Regions from separate parts of the Homo sapiens genome. Here region 2 is linked to region 1. A link is a loop called in an ENCODE intact Hi-C map of the cell type or tissue named here. Cell type or tissue: CD14-positive monocyte. All regions are shown on one strand. Each heading gives the region's core, and the rest is flanking DNA. Links, peaks and the distances in the headings are about the cores only.

Evidence for each region. Hi-C counts contacts between places; a loop is a spot of excess contacts. Peaks named below come from ENCODE experiments on the same cell type or tissue, not always from the same donor. Only the 100,000 strongest peaks of a DNase experiment are listed, where the experiment ranks them.
Region 2: it touches region 1 in a loop (2.8-fold over the local background); 61 of 110 quality-filtered maps call a loop at or near these places.

The regions. Positions count from the first base shown.
Region 1 is chr17:19,759,124-19,767,451 of GRCh38, forward strand. No RefSeq gene overlaps it. Among named protein-coding and RNA genes, the nearest start is that of ALDH3A1, 15 kb to the left of the region's middle. RefSeq lists enhancers at 274-811, 3,339-3,839, 3,374-3,463, 7,641-7,790. In CD14-positive monocyte, for the core only: CTCF peaks have their summits at 3,603 (motif pointing left), 3,807, 7,535 (motif pointing left) and 7,736; DNase peaks (open chromatin) are centred at 1,778, 3,568 and 7,538.
Region 2 is chr17:19,653,330-19,661,657 of GRCh38, forward strand. ALDH3A2 (aldehyde dehydrogenase 3 family member A2) reads left to right here. Exons shown (of 10, transcript NM_000382.3): 4 at 3,037-3,245; 5 at 4,416-4,533; 6 at 7,798-7,939. Among named protein-coding and RNA genes, the nearest start is that of ALDH3A2, 8.7 kb to the left of the region's middle. In CD14-positive monocyte, for the core only: no CTCF peak of the experiment used is centred there; no DNase peak of the experiment used is centred there; H3K27ac peaks cover 1,214 bases.

The sequences.
Region 1 (8,328 bases), core at 277-8,276:
AATCCTGTATGATTCCACTTACGCGAGGTACTTGAGAAGTGAAATGTATAGAGACAGAAAATAGAATGGTTAGAATGATGGTTGTTGGGGGCTGAGGGGAGGGGAATGGAGAATGAGTGTTGAATGGGAACAGAGTTTCAGTGTGGGAAAGATAAAAGAGAATGGGCCGAGTGTGGTGGCTCACGCCTGTAATCCCAGCACTTTGGGAGGCTGAGGCAGGCGGATCACCTGAGGTCGGGAGTTCGAGACCAGTCTTGACGAATAAGCACAAACGCATTGCCTGACCAGGTCTGTTCATGGAGGCCTGAGAGGGTGCGATGGGTGGGGCAGAGCTGGGGTGCGATGGGTGGGGCGGAGCTGGGTCACCCTGAATGCAGGGCGGAGGTGCTTGGACTGTGTTCTGGGGGCAGTAGGGAGCACAGAGTAAACTTCAGGTGGACGTGTATTAGTTGGCCTCTCCTGCAAATGACAAGCACCAAGAGAAGATGCTGCTTTGGCCCTCTGGGAGGAGCCCTGGTGATGCAGGTGTAGGAGCAAGCTGTGGCGATGCAGGTGTAGGAGCAAGCTCGGGGCCTGGGGACCGCTGCATGAGGGTGTGGTCTGTCTCCCTTCCTCTCCCTCTGCCCTCCCTGCCCCCTGCTTGTCTCTGCACATCTGCCTCATTCCTCCTGCCTGCTGGAGGAGAAGCGGGAAGGAGACAGGGAGTGTCCATGGACTCCCATGCCTGTGCTCAGTGAGGCCCCACACTCACACGCACAGCCCTAGCCCCGAGGCCTGCTTGCCACCAAAAGCAAGCATCTCAACACGTGGCCTAATGCCTTCCTCCTGCACGAATCCATGGGGCCTCACTCCCCACTCACCTGTCATTTCGAGATTTCCACGCTCCCTGCTCCTTGGCTGCCCCGCCCCACGCCCCACCCCTCCTTCCTGCCACCCTCTTGTCCATCCATCCACCCAAACCCTGCCTCTGGGCCCTCTGGAAAGCACAGTCCTCCTCCTCCCTTCCTGAACCCGAAATCTGTTTGCCCAAAGGACCAGGGCGGCTTCCCTGCGGCCCTCCTTCCCAAGGGTGCTGCCTTTCTCCAGGCCCCTCACGCCTCAGGACCTGGGGTGGAGAGGGCTCCTCCAAGCCCTGTGGTGCATCCAGGCCGCAGGACAGTGCTTGTCTCCACAAATCCCAGCTCCTCGGAAGCTGACACCATGGCCCGAGGCCCCTCCTCTCTCCCTCTCCCTTAGGGAGGCCCACCTGGCCCTCCTCACTAAGATGCTCAGCGCCAGAGCCCTCGGCTTCTGATCTCATCTGCACCGACTTTTTCTTCCATGCGCCTTCAGCTCACACTGCCAAGGTCCCACTGTGAGCGATGAGCTTTACACAGTGACAGCCCTGGTCAGGAGAAAGGTGCTCTCTCATAACTGATGATGCCTGTCTGGGGCCAGCAGGATCAGAGCTGGAACTAAGGAACAAACACTGGCAAACAAGTGCCTTATTTTTCCATGTAGACCTATTTTTTTCATATTTCTTTTGTGGTAAAAATACATAAAATAGATTCACCATTGTAACCGTTTTCAAGTGTAGAGCTCAGTGGCATTAAGCACATTCACACTGTGTGCAGTCATCAGCTCTATCCATCTCCAGGACTTTTTCATCCTCCCCAAACTGAAACTCTGTGTCCATTAAAAAAACTCCCCAGAGCCACTGGAAACCACCATTCTCCTCTGTCTCTATGAACCTGACGACTCAGTGCCTCATGGAAGTGGAATCATACAAAATTTGTCCTTCTGTGTCTGGCTTCTTTCACTCAGCGTGATGTCCTCAAGATGCATCCCGTGTTGCAGCACGTCAGGATTTCCTTCCTTTTTCAGGCTGAATAACATCCCACCATCTGTCTATGCCTCATTTTACTCCTCCACTCACCAGCCCGTGGACACTTGGGCTGCCTCCACCTTTTGGCTATTGCAAATCACGCTGCAATGAACATGGGGGTGCGAGGATTTCCTCGAGACCCTCTTTCGCTTCTCTCAGGTATATAATCAGAAGCAGAATTGCTGGATCATGTGGTAATCCTACGTTTAACTTTCTGAGGAACTGCCAGACTGTTCTCCACAGCAGCTGCACCATTTTAACATTCCCAACCGCCATGCACAAGGGTTCCAATTTCTCCACATCCTCACAACACTTATTTTCATGGAGGTTACTTAATCGCTACAGTGAACAGGCAGGTCTCAGAGTTTGCCGTCAGAAAAACAACTCTCTTTTCTCTCCTCTGAGCTCTGCAGCTAGTTCTTCCTGGACCTTGGGACGAGAACTGGGGCAAGTCCATGATGTTCCCTCTCCGATCATGAATAACAACTTGATTTCAGTCAGTTAAAAAAAAATGCCTGTTGGGGACGGGCGTGGTTGTTCACACCTGTAATCCCAGCATTTTGGGAGGCCGAGGCAAGCAGATCACCTGAGATCAGGAGTTCGAGACCAGCCTGGCCAACATGGCAAAACCCCGTTTCTACTAAAAATACAAGAAAATTAGCTCAGCGTGGTGGCACACGCCTGTAGTCCCAGCTACTCGAGAGGCTGAGGCAGGAGAATCGCTTGAACATTGGCAGCGGAGGTTGCAATGAGCCGAGATCACACCACTGCACTCCAGCCTGGGCAACAGAGCGAGACTCTATCTCAAAAAAAAAAAAAAAAATGCCCGTTGGGGTAATCCTTGGAGCCTCTTCCAAGTACCTCACCCCGTGGGCCTCTGCAGCTGCAGGTGCTGTGGTGGGCAGGAGGCCCTATAGGCTTCTCAGCCTCCCCACCTTGCTCCTCCTTCTCCTCCTCCTCCTCCTCCTCCTCCTCCTCGGCCTCAGTGAGCCCGGGCTCCACTAAGATCACAGAGGGAAGGTAGGCAAAGGGGCTGGGGAGCAGCTTTCTTGTCTCGCGCCAGTCTCAGGTGGTTTCTTCTGAGGTCCGAGGCTTGCTCGCTCACACAGCAGCTTTTGACAGCCTCCCACACCCTCTGTTCCCAAGGACTGCTGCCCTGGGCTCCCTTTGACGGAGGAGATGCCATCTCTACAGACGGCTCATGCTCCTCTGCTGCTCCTTAGCCTCTGACAGACACCCCCTGCTTTCCTGCCAAGGCCCCCTTACCCCAAGCCCTGGAGCAGCCATGTTGGACAGGACCCCCAGCTCTCCCTGCCTGCGTCTCTGCCCACATCGCCCCCTTGGCACTGCTGCACAGTCTTTGGCCTACAAAGTGTTTGAGAGCAGCTGGCCAGAAATGAACTCCTGGCCATTTGATTTTTCAGGCAGCAGACACCCACCTAGCATGTCCCCCAAGCTTCAGAAGATACATAGAAAAGCTCTCCCAAAGGTGCCACCAAGGAGGGGTGCCAGCAGCCTCAGCCCTCCATCGGAGGGAGACGCTCAAAGCAGTCTCACTTAGCATCCCTCAAAAGCAGGGCCGGGGAAGGAGAGCCAGCGCAAGGGCAACACTGAGTTGGGTCCTGGCTATTTCCGCGGGGGCGCCTGAGCAACGGTCTGGCTGGTCTCCCCTGGCAATGGTGCACCCGGAGGACTCAGCACTGCCCTCTGCTGCTGGCAGGTTGAGCTTAGCAAAATCAGCCTGCTGGGCCCACGGGTAGCCTGCAGCTCCTTCACCATGGCAGGCTTATCCTGGGCTCACGGTGCAAGCATCAGGGTGGCCAAGGATGGAGGCCAGTTGACCTTCACTGGACAAGTCGTCCTGTCCACCTGGTTTGTCCTGTGCCCCTCTGGTGGGCGCTGACACTAAACACAGTACTGTCTGCTCACTGCCTGGGTTATCACAAGTCTTCTCCAGATCGCCTTCGCTCCAACTTGCCAATCTTGCTTCTTCTAAGCCCCTGACCAATCAGCAAAGCCATGCACCACTGCCCGCATGTCTGTGTCTCTCCTTCCCCCCAGCCTCTCCTCTCTATACAAAGGCTATGCCAGGCACGCTGCTGGAAGCTCTGCCCACCTTGCAGACAGGGTCTCCTAGCATGTGACCTAGCTTCACCAATCCAACAGGCCGACACTGGACCTTAAAAGAGCCAAGATGTGGGGACCTCAGGGGTTTTTCTCTCTGACAGCAGTAGTGGTTGCCACAAGATCAAATTTCCCGAGAGGCAGCGGACACAGTGTCAGCAATGCATTGACATCCTCTGCCTATTCCAGTTCTGCAGCTTCATTTCTGACTTTTTTTCCCCAGCTCTCCAGGCCTCCCCCAAATTCTTACAAATAGCCTTTAAAAAAAATAACAAGTTCTTTTCTGCTTAAATAAGCCAAAGTTGTTCCTATGTTCCCATTTTTGCTAAGCTGCACAAAATGGCCATAGGAATTCCTCCCATCCCTGTATGTACAGAGCTTTACAATGTGCCTTTGCTATAAACCCCATCAATAGGGGGATTTCTCCACCTCCTGAATCTGGGCTTGGTCATGGGGCTTGCTTTGGCCAATGGGACACTGGCAAATATGAGGCACAGAGACACGTAGGGTGCTGGTGATTGCGCCCTGGGACTTGCTCTCCACCTACCATGGGACACCACCATGTAAACAAGGCTGAGCTGGCCTGCCAGATGATGGCAGACAGGAGGCCAAGTCATCCTTGATGTCCCAGCTAAACATCATGCAAGTCTACAAACCCAAGTGAAGTTGTCTTAGACCACTGACCACCAGCCATGTTGACTCAGACCAGAACTGCCTAACTCGCCCATAAGCATGATGAGAAATAATACATGCTTATTATTTTAAGCCATTAAGTTTTGGAGTGGCTTGTTATACAGCAAAAATTAACTCATACACTTTCTAGCAACTGAGAATACTGATAGATACCCACATCCTATTGATCTCCAAGGCATTTTAACTCCTACTCATCTATTGAAATCATCCATCATTCTCATGTGAGTAAGTTTCATCTGGTCTCCCTGAATCCATCTGTGCCCCTCTCATCTTTTCTGCAACCTGCCAATCTGATTAAGCCACATCCCATGCTTAAAAATGGCTGCAAGGCTGGGCACGGTGGCTCACATCTGCAATCCCAGCACTTTGGGAGGCCGAGGTGGGTGGATCACTTGAGGTCAGGAGTTCCTGACCAGCTGGCCAACATGGTAAGACACCATCTCTACTAGAAATACAAAAATTAGCCAAACATGGTGGCGGGCGCCTGTAGTCCCAGCTACTCTGGAGGTTGAGGCAGGAGAATTGCTTGAACCCGGGAGGCAGAGGTTGGAGTGAGCCAAGATCTCGCCACTGCATTCCAGCCTGGGCGACTGAGCCAGACTCCGTCTTAAAAAAAAAAAAAAAAAAAAAGGCTGCAAGCTCATCAACATACCTCTCCCTCTCTCTCTTCCCACCCAGACTCTCTGACCTGCAGTCACACAGTGACAGTGCTGACAGCCTGTGTTCTGTTGTGAGCTGAAATCCCCGACTTGCTCACATATACATAAACATGCTTAAAGCTGCACCTAAGCAGATCCATCTGCTTCATTTACATCTAGAGATGGGCTGTAAGAACATGAGCTCTGGAGGAAGCCTGCCTGAGTTAGAATCCTGGCTCAGGGACTCACCACCTATGAGAAATTAAGCAAGTTACTTAACCTCTCTAAGCTTCAGTTTCCTCATGGGCTGGCTGTGGGTTCATATAAAATGCTTAGAACTGTGACTGGCAGGCAGGGCGCAGTGGCTTACACCTGTAATCCCAGCACTTTGGGAGGCTGAGGCAGGTGGATCACCTGAGGTCAGGAGTTCAAGACCAGCCTGGCCAAGATGGTGAAATCCCATCTCTACTAAAACTACAAAAATTAGCCAGGCGTGGTGGCAGGCACCTGTAATCCCAGCTACTTGGGAGATTTAGGCAGGATAATCTCTTGAACCCAGATGGCAGAGGTGCAGTGAGCTGAGATCGCGCCACTGCACTCCAGACTGGGCAAGAGTGAGACTCCGTCTAAAAAAAAAAAAAAAAAACTGACTGGCATGGGGAAGACATGCAGTGTATGTCAGCCATTATTTTCCACAAATATCAGATATATGTTGAGTACCTACTATCTCCCAGGTACTGTCCTAGGAGCTAGGGACACAGTAAGACAGTAAGGTTCCTGGCTTTAGAGAGCTGACATTTTAGTGAGGTGATAATAATAATAAACAAGTAAAAATACACACAAGATGATTTCCGAAAGTGATTACTGCACTGCAGAAAGCAAACCTGCTGGCCTTTGCACATGCTGGTCCCCGGCTCAGAACACTCCCCTCTCCGCCGGCTTCATGCTCCCTTCTTTCCTGACTTCCTTGGCTGGTCCAGTTCCCCTCCCACAAGTCCACATAACAACATCATCTACCTGTCTTCTGTGGCATTAGTCACAATTGTCATGTTGTCTTTATCAACGTCCTATCTACAGTGTGTGCCTCATGAGGGCAGGCCATGCCCTGGCGTTCTCCCTTGTGTCATAGTATAGCACCAACTCAGAGCAGGTGCTTAACAAATGGCTTCGAGGGCATGAATGACAGGAAAAAAAGACCCAATATCAAGCCAAACATCACAATTTCTCAAAATTTGTCCATTAGCCTCTGGCATAGGAAACATCCAGGGAAGGGAACTCCTACCCTAGACCCCACCTGCCCCACATCAGACCTCCTGGCAGCAGGCTTTTTTTTTTTTTCTTTTTTGAGATGGAGTTTCACTCCCGTTGCCCAGGCTGGAGTGCAATGGCGTGATCTCGGCTCATTGCAACCTCTGCCCTCTGGGTTCAAGTGATTCTCCTGCTTCAGCCTCCCAAGTAGCTGGGATTACAGGCACCAGGCACCACACCCAGCTAATTTTTGTATTTTTAGTAGAGACAGGGTTTCACCATGTTGGCCAGGCTAGTCTTGAACTCCTGACCTCAGGTGATCTACCTGCCTTGGCCTCCCAAAATGCTGGGATTACAGGCATGGGCCACCAAGCCCGGCCAGAATCTTTTTCTTCTATGCGCTAGTAGGCCTGAGGTCTTACCTTTCTCACCTACAAAAGCCCATCTAGAGCAGTCCTCCACATGGGGCACCCCCTGCCCTGCCGAGCAGAGGCAGGCCCCAGAAGGGACGTGTGTTGAGGGCAGCCCTTCCCTCCTGGGGGTGGCCCTTAGTTCTGCAGGTCCGAGTCTCCTTAGGGGCAGGCTCGCTCCCCAGCCCCTTCTCAAGCCAAGGGCAGATCTGACCAGCCCCAAGAGGGGATCGAGGAATCTTTGGGGCAAGACAGCAGAGCTTCTTTGGGGAAAAGGGACTTGAGGACTCACCTCACTGCTTCCCTTAAGAAGGGAGATGGGCTTCCGGGGAGCTGGGAGTCCCCAACATCTAGTGACAGGGGGGCACCAAGAGGGCAGCTCTCACGTTTTCTGTGAGTTTGTGCCTTTTCTGAGGTTTTCCTCAGACTCTCAAAGGGGTCCCTGCTGGCGACCCCTTGGGAAGAAGTTACCTCACTGTCCCTTCTCCCCTCCCCATGCAAGACACTGTCCTTTCTCAGGGAGCAGCCTGAGAAGCCTCACTGCCTGGGGGCGGGCGCCCTCTGCCGGTTGAGGGCTGGCCCAGGTCTGGCTCAGCCCACGGGGCGCTGCTGGCAGTAGGGCTGGTCGGGGAGACACATGGGGCTGGACAGGTGTGTGGGGCCTGACCTAAGCTCCTTCTCCAAAGGCAGAGAAGGCACTGAGGTGGGACATGAGTCCCAGGGGTGGGGCCTGCCGCTGACAGTGTGTGGCTGTGGGGGTCCAGAGGCACATGACCTCAAAAGAGTTTGTTTCAATTCAGACAGGCAAGGGCTAGAGTACACATTTTGTATTTAAAAAACAGAGGACATAGCTAAAATATTTATAGAGGATCGACCCCATGGTTTTTTGTCAGCCCCACAGCAAGGAACCAGAACTTGGTTTTGCAAAAATCAATATGCTTACATAGCCCTGCTGAGAGACAGGGCAACAGCCCAAGGCCTGGCTCCCCGGCACTGTAGGCAGCTGTTGCTAGGAACAGGGGCATCAGATCCCAGCATGGCAGGGAGAGCTTCACTTTGCTTGCTGCCACCATTTGTTGAGCACTTGCTAAATGCCAGGCACTGTGCAAAGAGCATTTTCCCCACACAGGTAGGATTAGAAAGTAGTAGTCCTCTTATCTTCTCTAATGGATGGAAAAACTGAGGCTCAGGATGGGAAGGTAACTTGTCCAAATAACACACAGGAAGATTAAAAGTAGAACACCTCATTTCTCAAAGCAGCAGAAAAACAAGTATGTTCCAAAACTACCAATGGAGAAAAATTTGCATGCTGTAAACTAACAGTTCATTAAATTCTGTTTAAGGCTGGATG
Region 2 (8,328 bases), core at 226-8,225, 110 kb before region 1:
CCACCATGCCCATGTGTCTGGAATTGGTGGGTTCTCGGTCTCACTGACTTCAAGAATGAAGCCGCGGACCCTTGCAGTGAGTGTTACAGTTCTTAAAGATGGTGTGTCCGGAGTTTGTTTCTTCTGATGTTCGGACATGTTCGGAGTTTCTTCCTTCTGGTGGGTTCGTGGTCTTGCTGGCTTCAGGAGTGAAGCTGCAGACCTTCGTGGTGAGTGTTACAGCTCTTAAGGCGGCGCATCTGGAGTTGTTAGTTCCTCCTGTCTGGAGTTGTTCATTCCTCCCGGTGGGTTCGTGGTCTCGCTGGCCTCAGGAGTGAAGCTGCAGACCTTCGCAGTGAGTGTTACAGCTCATAACGGCAGTGCGGACCCAGAGTGAGCAGCAGCAGCAAGATTTATTGCAAAGACTGAAAGAACAAAGCTTCCACAGTGTCAAAGGGGACCCGAGCAGGTTGCCGCTGCTGGCTTGGGCAGCCTGCTTTTATTCCCTTATCTGGCCCCACCCGCATCCTGCTGATTGGTCCATTTTACAGAGAGCTGATTGGTCCGTTTTGACAGGGTGCTGATTGGTGCGTTTACAATCCCTGAGCTAGACACAGAATGCTGATTGGTGCATTTACAATCCTCTAGCTAGACATAAAAGTTCTCCAAGTCCCCACTAGATTAGCTAGACACAGAGCACTGATTGGTGCATTTACAAACCTTGAGCTAGACATAGAGTGCTGACTGGTGCTTTTACAATCCTCTAGCTAGACATAAAAGTTCTCCAAATCCCCACCAGATTAGCTAGATACAGAGTGCTGATTGGTGCATCCACAAACCCCAAGCTAGACACAGAGTGCTGATTGGTGCATATACAATCCTCCGGCTAGACATAAAAGTTCTCTAAGTCCCCACCCGACTCAGGAGCCCAGCTGGCTTTGCCTAGTGGATCCCACGCCGGGGCTGTGGGTGGAGCTGCCCATCAGTCCAGCGCTGCGCGCCTGCACCCCTCAGCCCTTGGGCGGTCGATGGGACTGGGCGCTGTGGAGCAGGGGGCGGCGCCCATCAGGGAGGCTCGGGCAGCATGGGAACCCACCAGGGGCGGGGTGGGGGCCTTGGGCATGGCGGGCTGCAGGTCCCGAGCCCTGCCCTGCGGGGAGGTGGCTGAGGCCCGGCGAGAATTCGAGTGTGGCGCTGGTGGGCTGGCATTGCTGGGGGACCCGGGGCACCCTCCTCAGCAGCTGGCCCAGGTGCTAAGCCCCTCATTGCCCAGGGCTGGCGGCGCCGGCCAGCTGCTCCGAGTGTGGGGCCCATTGAGCCTGCGCCCACCCAGAACTCGCTCTGGCTTGTGAGCGCCACGCGCAGCCCCGGTTCCTGCCTGCGCCTCTCCCTCCACACCTTCCCACAAGCAGAAGGAGCCGGCTCCAGCCTTGGCCAGCCCAGAGAGGGGCTCCCACAGTGCAGCTGTGGGCTGAAGGGCTCCTCAAGCGTGGCGAGAGTGGGTGCCAAGGCCAAGGAGGTGCTGAGAGCGAGCAAGGGTTGCCCGCACGCTCTCACCTCTCACCCAGCCTATAAGAGTACTTCTGCTTTCAAAAAAGACATGTCTGTGGCATGAAAACATGCCACACATACACAAAAAGTGCCCTCCTGAACTAGAGGGCAGATCCTCACACTGACTTAACATGCTGGCATTTAAGAATATCAAGAACTGAATAAAGAAAATGATCTGCCCAACTGCGGGTAGTTCATCTGTCTGAGTCAGAGGTTCTTATGCCTTCCTGGGGAGGAAGTTATGATGCCGCGAAGAAATTGGCACTGCTGAGTTCTACATGCAGTTGCTACAGGGAGGAGTCTTCATTTAGCTTTAAGCGAAATACAGCTTAAAAATATCTTACCTGTATTCTGTACATCAACTTGTGATGGATTGAGGCCAGTTCTGGTTCTTGGAATGATATTTTTCTCTTTGTTAGAGCCATTTTGTTCTAATAGCTGTGATGATCCAATCAAGAAAGATGAAATGGAAGACAGTGAGATGTCAAGGATTGAATAGGACGTAGAACCAGAAGATAGAGGTTGAAGGTACCGCTTTGCCCCTGACCAGGGGTAAATTCTTCAATAACTGACTCTGTCCGGATAAGGAGGATAATAATGCTCTACCAGCTTCAGTTACCGTGTTAGGGGATCAATAATATATGCTATGTAGATTAAGCCATAGAAAAGTTAAAGCTTGAAACATTTGTTGGGCAGCTGAACCATGAAGTGAATGAAATTAATTCGCCTTCAAGTGGAAACATGAGATCCACAAGCCAGCTTTTACTTCACACTTCCACCTTGGAGTCTTGAATACCTCTCTGTCTTCCTTGCTTGCCATCTGTTCTCTTACTTTTGATGCTGTTATTGTCCAAGATGTTCTCTCTTAGAATAGCTGGTAATGATAGCACAATGCATAGATGGGCTCAGTCCACAGAAGCTACGTGAATTCTCCCAGTAACAGATGAGGAAATTGAGGCTCAGAGATGTTCAGTAGCTTGCCTAAGGTTGCATAAGCTAGTGAGTGGCAGAGCCCAGATTCAAACCAGATACACTTCAAAAGCAAGCGCTCTCAGCTACTGTGCCGGATATACCATTCATTCAGAATAGCGTGGGCTAAGCCCACTCTGTGTTGTGAGACAGAGAACATTCAGACTAAGACATGCATGACCTGTCCTGTGGGAGCCACTCTTCACCAGAGGCACTTCTGCACACACCCGCGTCTCATGCATTTTCCCTGGTCAAATTCAACCATTTGTTCTCCTTAGTGTCTTTGTTGCTGAGCTCATGTAAAAAAACACTGGAGTCTCCAGATTAGTTCTATGTGGGTTCATGCTTCCCAGATGCCATCGGACTGTGTGTTCTCCTCTTGTCCTTGGTCAGTTCCCTCTCCCATCCCTCACAGGGACTGGTCTTGACACTCTCTGGGTTTTACTGAATGTTACATGTTTATGTTGAAGAGATTGCTGATGTTAGACGTTAGGATTTATTTGGCAGTGCAAGAGTTTGTGTTTCTCTTTCTTTGAGGATCTCTATATTGTTATTAATGGTGGTGTTGAGGAAACCACGGAGCTCCTGAAGCAGCGATTTGACCACATTTTCTATACGGGAAACACTGCGGTTGGCAAAATTGTCATGGAAGCTGCTGCCAAGCATCTGACCCCTGTGACTCTTGAACTGGGAGGGAAAAGTCCATGTTATATTGATAAAGATTGTGACCTGGACATTGTTTGCAGGTGAGTCTGGCTCTCTGATTTTCTGAGGTTTTCCCAGCACAATGGAGACTTTTCCTGACAATGTTACTCTTTGTACTTGAACCCCATACCTTATGGCTCCAAGATACATTATTAAGCTTTGGTGGTTGATGTCCTCAAGAGTAACAGGAGTCTTTCACTGTCTCTTGGCGCCACTGTCAAAAATGGTGAGCTGTAAGTCCTGACATCATGTGGTTGTCCTTAGGAATTTTAAAAAAGTTATATCTGTTCTCAAGATTACAGCTAGATCTAGCAAGAAATTTTAACGTTCTTCTGGCCAGTGATCTGTGAAGTACATAATCCAAAGTATTGTGTGTGCCTAATAAAATCTTTAAATGCCCATTTGAGAGGGTATTATGCTGATATCTTAACTGAGATCCTTTGTGGGCAAAACAAGTGTTCCTCATTTTTTAACTGTGAATAACATCTTGCATCTGAAAATTAGAAAATAAGAGGTTTCAGGTTCTCTCTGCTAAATCCGGTTTAGCTACTAAGAAGTGCCAAATCATAGAACTGACTCTGTGCTCTGGGTGGTGTGGCTTTCTCTGCCCTTCAGAGATTCCAGGTCAGGGTTCCAGGTTGGCTTCCTAAGTAGAAATCCATTTGTCAAAACCAGACACCCTCAGTTAGTGAATGTTTAGGGCATGGGTTTCTGCCCATGCATAGGAAAGGTCTTCCCAAGTGGGGCAGGGCTCCACAAAGAGGAGGATGGCCTTGGAGGCTGGCTGACATCCTGCTTTATACCTGAACATCTTGCAGGCAGAGCCAAAAGCCACAACCAGGAGAGTCTGTACCGAACTCTGGTCATCCAGGACTTTCCTTTGGCTGGACTGGAAGAGGGGAAAGGACATTGGGAGGCTGTTTCTCCTCTTTTCCTGCAGCAGGCAATGGCTTCACTGTTTACCAAGTACTGTTTGCCGTGAGCTGGCCTGAGAACTTCCCTGCTATGTAAAATATTCCACCTCATTTGGAAAATACTTTCTAAGTTCCAAACAACTGATTTAGAAATGAGTTTTTAACTTTTTTATAAAAATTGCCAGATAAATATATGAATCTATTTTAGTTGCAAGACATTCAAACAACACAATGTAACAAATGAATATTTGACTGAATTACTGAATTATATAGCTGTTCTGGATGTTTTCCCCTCAGACGCATAACCTGGGGAAAATACATGAATTGTGGCCAAACCTGCATTGCACCCGACTATATTCTCTGTGAAGCATCCCTCCAAAATCAAATTGTATGGAAGATTAAGGAAACAGTGAAGGTTTGTATTAAAAACATCTGATTCCACTGATTTTAATAAGATAAGGAGTCAAATTAACTATTCGCAGGCAGCATCCCCATTTGTTTCTCCCTTCAGGAAAATTTCAAAATCATATGTGACTCAGTGAACTTATTGACTAATATGAAAATGCTATGTGTACCATAGAATATATGCTGGGAGCAAGGTTGCATTGGTGTTAAATCTACTTAAACTGTCTAGTTGATTTGTTGATGATTAGTTGTGGCATATACTTTTTTTAAAAAAGTTAAATAATCGTGTGTCCGTGGTTTTGAGGGAATGTTGCCAACCCTTTAGGTATAATCAGAGAGACTCTTTGGCATATTGGCCATTGCTGCTGAAGGTTATCAGTTTTTGTGTATGTAGAGGGCCTAGGGTGGCCAGTAGTTTGGAGGAGTGACTTAATTAAATAACTACTTACAGTATACCCTTTATATAATTAACAATCTTTCAGCGTGTTTAAAGTAAATATTTGCAGTGAGGGAACCAAGGAAGACTGCATGTAGAGTCCTAAGCCAAGACTTGAAGAAATATAGGATTTAAGTTGGTAGAAAGGAATGGGGGCTGGGCACGGTGGCTTATGCCTGTAATCCCAGCACTTTGGGGGGCCTAGGGGGGCAGATCACTTGAGGTCAGAAGTTCAAGACCAGCCTGGCCAATATGGTGAAACCCTGTCTCTACTAAAAATACAAAAAAATCAGCCGGGGATGGTGGTGCATGTCTGTAATTCCAGCTACTCAGGAGGCTAAGGCACGAGATTTGCTTGAACCCTGGCAAGAATCGCTTGAACCCGGGAGGCAAAGGTTGCAGTGAGCCAAGATCACGCCACTGCACTCCAGCCTGGGCGACAGAGCAAGACTCTGTCTTTAAAAAAAAAAAAAAAAAGAAGAATGGGATGACCAAATGACCAGTGTGACTGAGTTCAGCAGTGGGTGAGGATCATTAACCCCTCAGATGAAAGAAATTATTGGAGCAGTCACTGTTTACTCGACAGATGTTAATTGAGCACTAAAAGGAAGGATCAAAAACACCAAAGAGTAATGCATGTGATCTGAAAATGAAAATTGTTGGCCAGACATGGTGGCTCACGCCTGTAATCCCAGCACTTTGGGAGGCCAAGACAGGTTGATCACTTGAGGTGAGGAGTTAGAGACCAGTTTGGCCAACATGGCAAAACCCATCTCTACTAAAATTACAAAAATTAGCCGGGCATGGTGGCACGCACCTATAATTCTAGCTACTTGGGAGGCTGAGGCACAAGAATTGCTTGAACCCGGGAGGTGGAGCTTGCAGTGAGCCAAGATCATGCTACTGCACTCCAGCCTGGGTAACGGAATGAGATTTTATCTCAAAAGAAAAAAAGATATGAAAATTGTCGCCGTTGTGGTGGTTCACTCCTGTAATCCGAGCACTTTGGGAGGCTAAGGTGGGAAGATCGCTTGAGCCCAGGAGTTCAAAACCAGCCTGGTCAACATAATGAGACCCTGTGTCTACAAAAGAAAAAAAGGTTAGCTGGGTATGGTGGCACATGCCTGTAGTCCCAGCTACTCAGGAGGCTGAAGCCAGAAGGATCACTTGAGCCCAGGAGTTCAAGGCTGCAATGAGCCATTATTGCATCACTGTGCTCCAGCCTGAGTGACAGCATAAGACTCTGTCTCAAAAAAACAAAAAAAGAGAAAATTGGCTGGGCACAGTGGCTCACTCCTGTAATCCCAGCACTTTGGAAGGCCAAGGCAGACAGATCACTTGAGGCCAGGAATTCAAGACCAGCTGGGCAACGTAGCAAAATCTTGTCGCTACAAGAAATACAAAAATTCAGGTGTACCGGCGTGTACGTGTGGTCCCAGCTACTTGGCAGGCTGAGGTAGGAGGATCGCTTGATCCTCCTGGGAGGCGGAGGCTGCAGTGAGCCAAGAATGTGCCACTGGACTCCAGCCTGGGTGACAGAGTGAGACCCTGTCTCAAAAAAAAAAAAAAAAGAGAAAATTATGTACCAGGAAGTTCAGGACAATAGTTCACTATGTGTTCCAGGCAGAGTAACTTGGGGGATGAGGTGCTAGGGTCTTGACATGGAAATTGGACTATCATTTTTAGTCATAGGACTAAAAATGGATCCAGATGAGCACATGAAGGGAGAGTTGCCCAGATTCAGGGTATGTGGGAAGAGAGAGTGGTTAAAGATACTTGTGAGATTGAAAATATTTGGGAATTGGAGAATGCTTAGTTGAGTGTGGTGATGAATTCAATTTCAAAGGAATAAGGGCCTCTGCCTCCCTTTGAGGCATTTATACTCTTAACACAGTGGTTCTCAAGCTACATGTTACCCTAGTGAGCCATTTAAAAACAAGTTTGCAAGCCTTACCCTCCAAAGATTCAGCTCGTCTGAGGCCTCCAGGTGATTCTATGATGCATTCAGCATTGAAAACTACTGTTGGTGACTCTCGAGTCAGAGCCCAGGCACATGCATTTTAGCAAGCTGCACCAGTGATTCCGACCACCCAGACTTGAGAATTGCTCTTGGTAGAGGTTGGATGAACAATGTTCATTTTGATTTGGGATGAAATTGGGAACTCTCACAAGGCTTTGAAGTGATGCAGCAATTCAGTAATTTTGTTTGTTTTACTAAGTAAATATTGATTGTATGATTATTGACGTTCTTTTACCTTGGTAATTTACCAAAGCTGTATTTTGATCCTTCGGGTGGTTTCACCATCATGTGTAAGTGGTGGAAATACCAGTTCAAAGAAGACCAAAACAACAAAGTGGAGCAAAGATTGGCAAATGGTTTCTGTAAAGGGCTAGATGGTAAATATTTCAGGCTTTGCAGATGTTAGGGTCTCTGCTGTAACTACCGAACTTACTGTAGGGGGAAAGCAGGCACAGCCAATGTGCTAACAAATAGGCAACTCTGATGCAGAGCAAGACTTCTTTCCCCAGCCTGCTCCCACTGTCAGCCCCAGGAGGTGAAGGCCTGTGGGTGGACTCTAAGAGATCCATAAGAACCTTTGGAACTATGGACAATGACAGATCTCTGTGTGTGTGCATGCTTTATTTTCTGGTCCTCGACCTGCCAAAAAGCTGAAACTTGCTACTATCATACTACTGTTAAATTACTTGAGGGGTGGGGTGTTAGATTCTGTGAGGATATAAAACCAGATTGATTTTGGGGCATGGCTGGATTTTGTACTTACTGAAATTGAATTGTGGGTCTTTGTGACATTTATATACTCCTGTTGTTTTAAATAGGAATTTTATGGAGAAAATATAAAAGAGTCTCCTGATTATGAAAGGATCATCAATCTTCGTCATTTTAAGAGGATACTAAGTTTGCTTGAAGGACAAAAGATAGCTTTTGGTGGGGAGACTGATGAGGCCACACGCTACATAGGTAATGGAAATTCTCCTTTTCCTATGGGAAGATGGCAATTTGGCAGTTTTTGCTGACACTACTTATTAACACTAGATAAACTATTAAATATATAGCATTTAATTGTTAAAGTACTAAATCCTGCTTTCTGGTATACTGTACCTGTAGCTTTTGTTATAAACTATTTAAAATGTCTGTGTTTCTGTGTATTGAATGATGCCACCAGCGTTGCTCCAGTTGTTCATATTTACACATAACTCCTTTTTTCCTCCTAACAATCCTGAGAAGCAGAATAGAACTTGATGTAATTATCTGTAGTTTGTGGATGGGAAAACAGCACAAAGAAGGAAATAGCTTGGCCACTATTCCACAATTAACCAGTGACGGTACCATTCCAGAAATAATGTTTT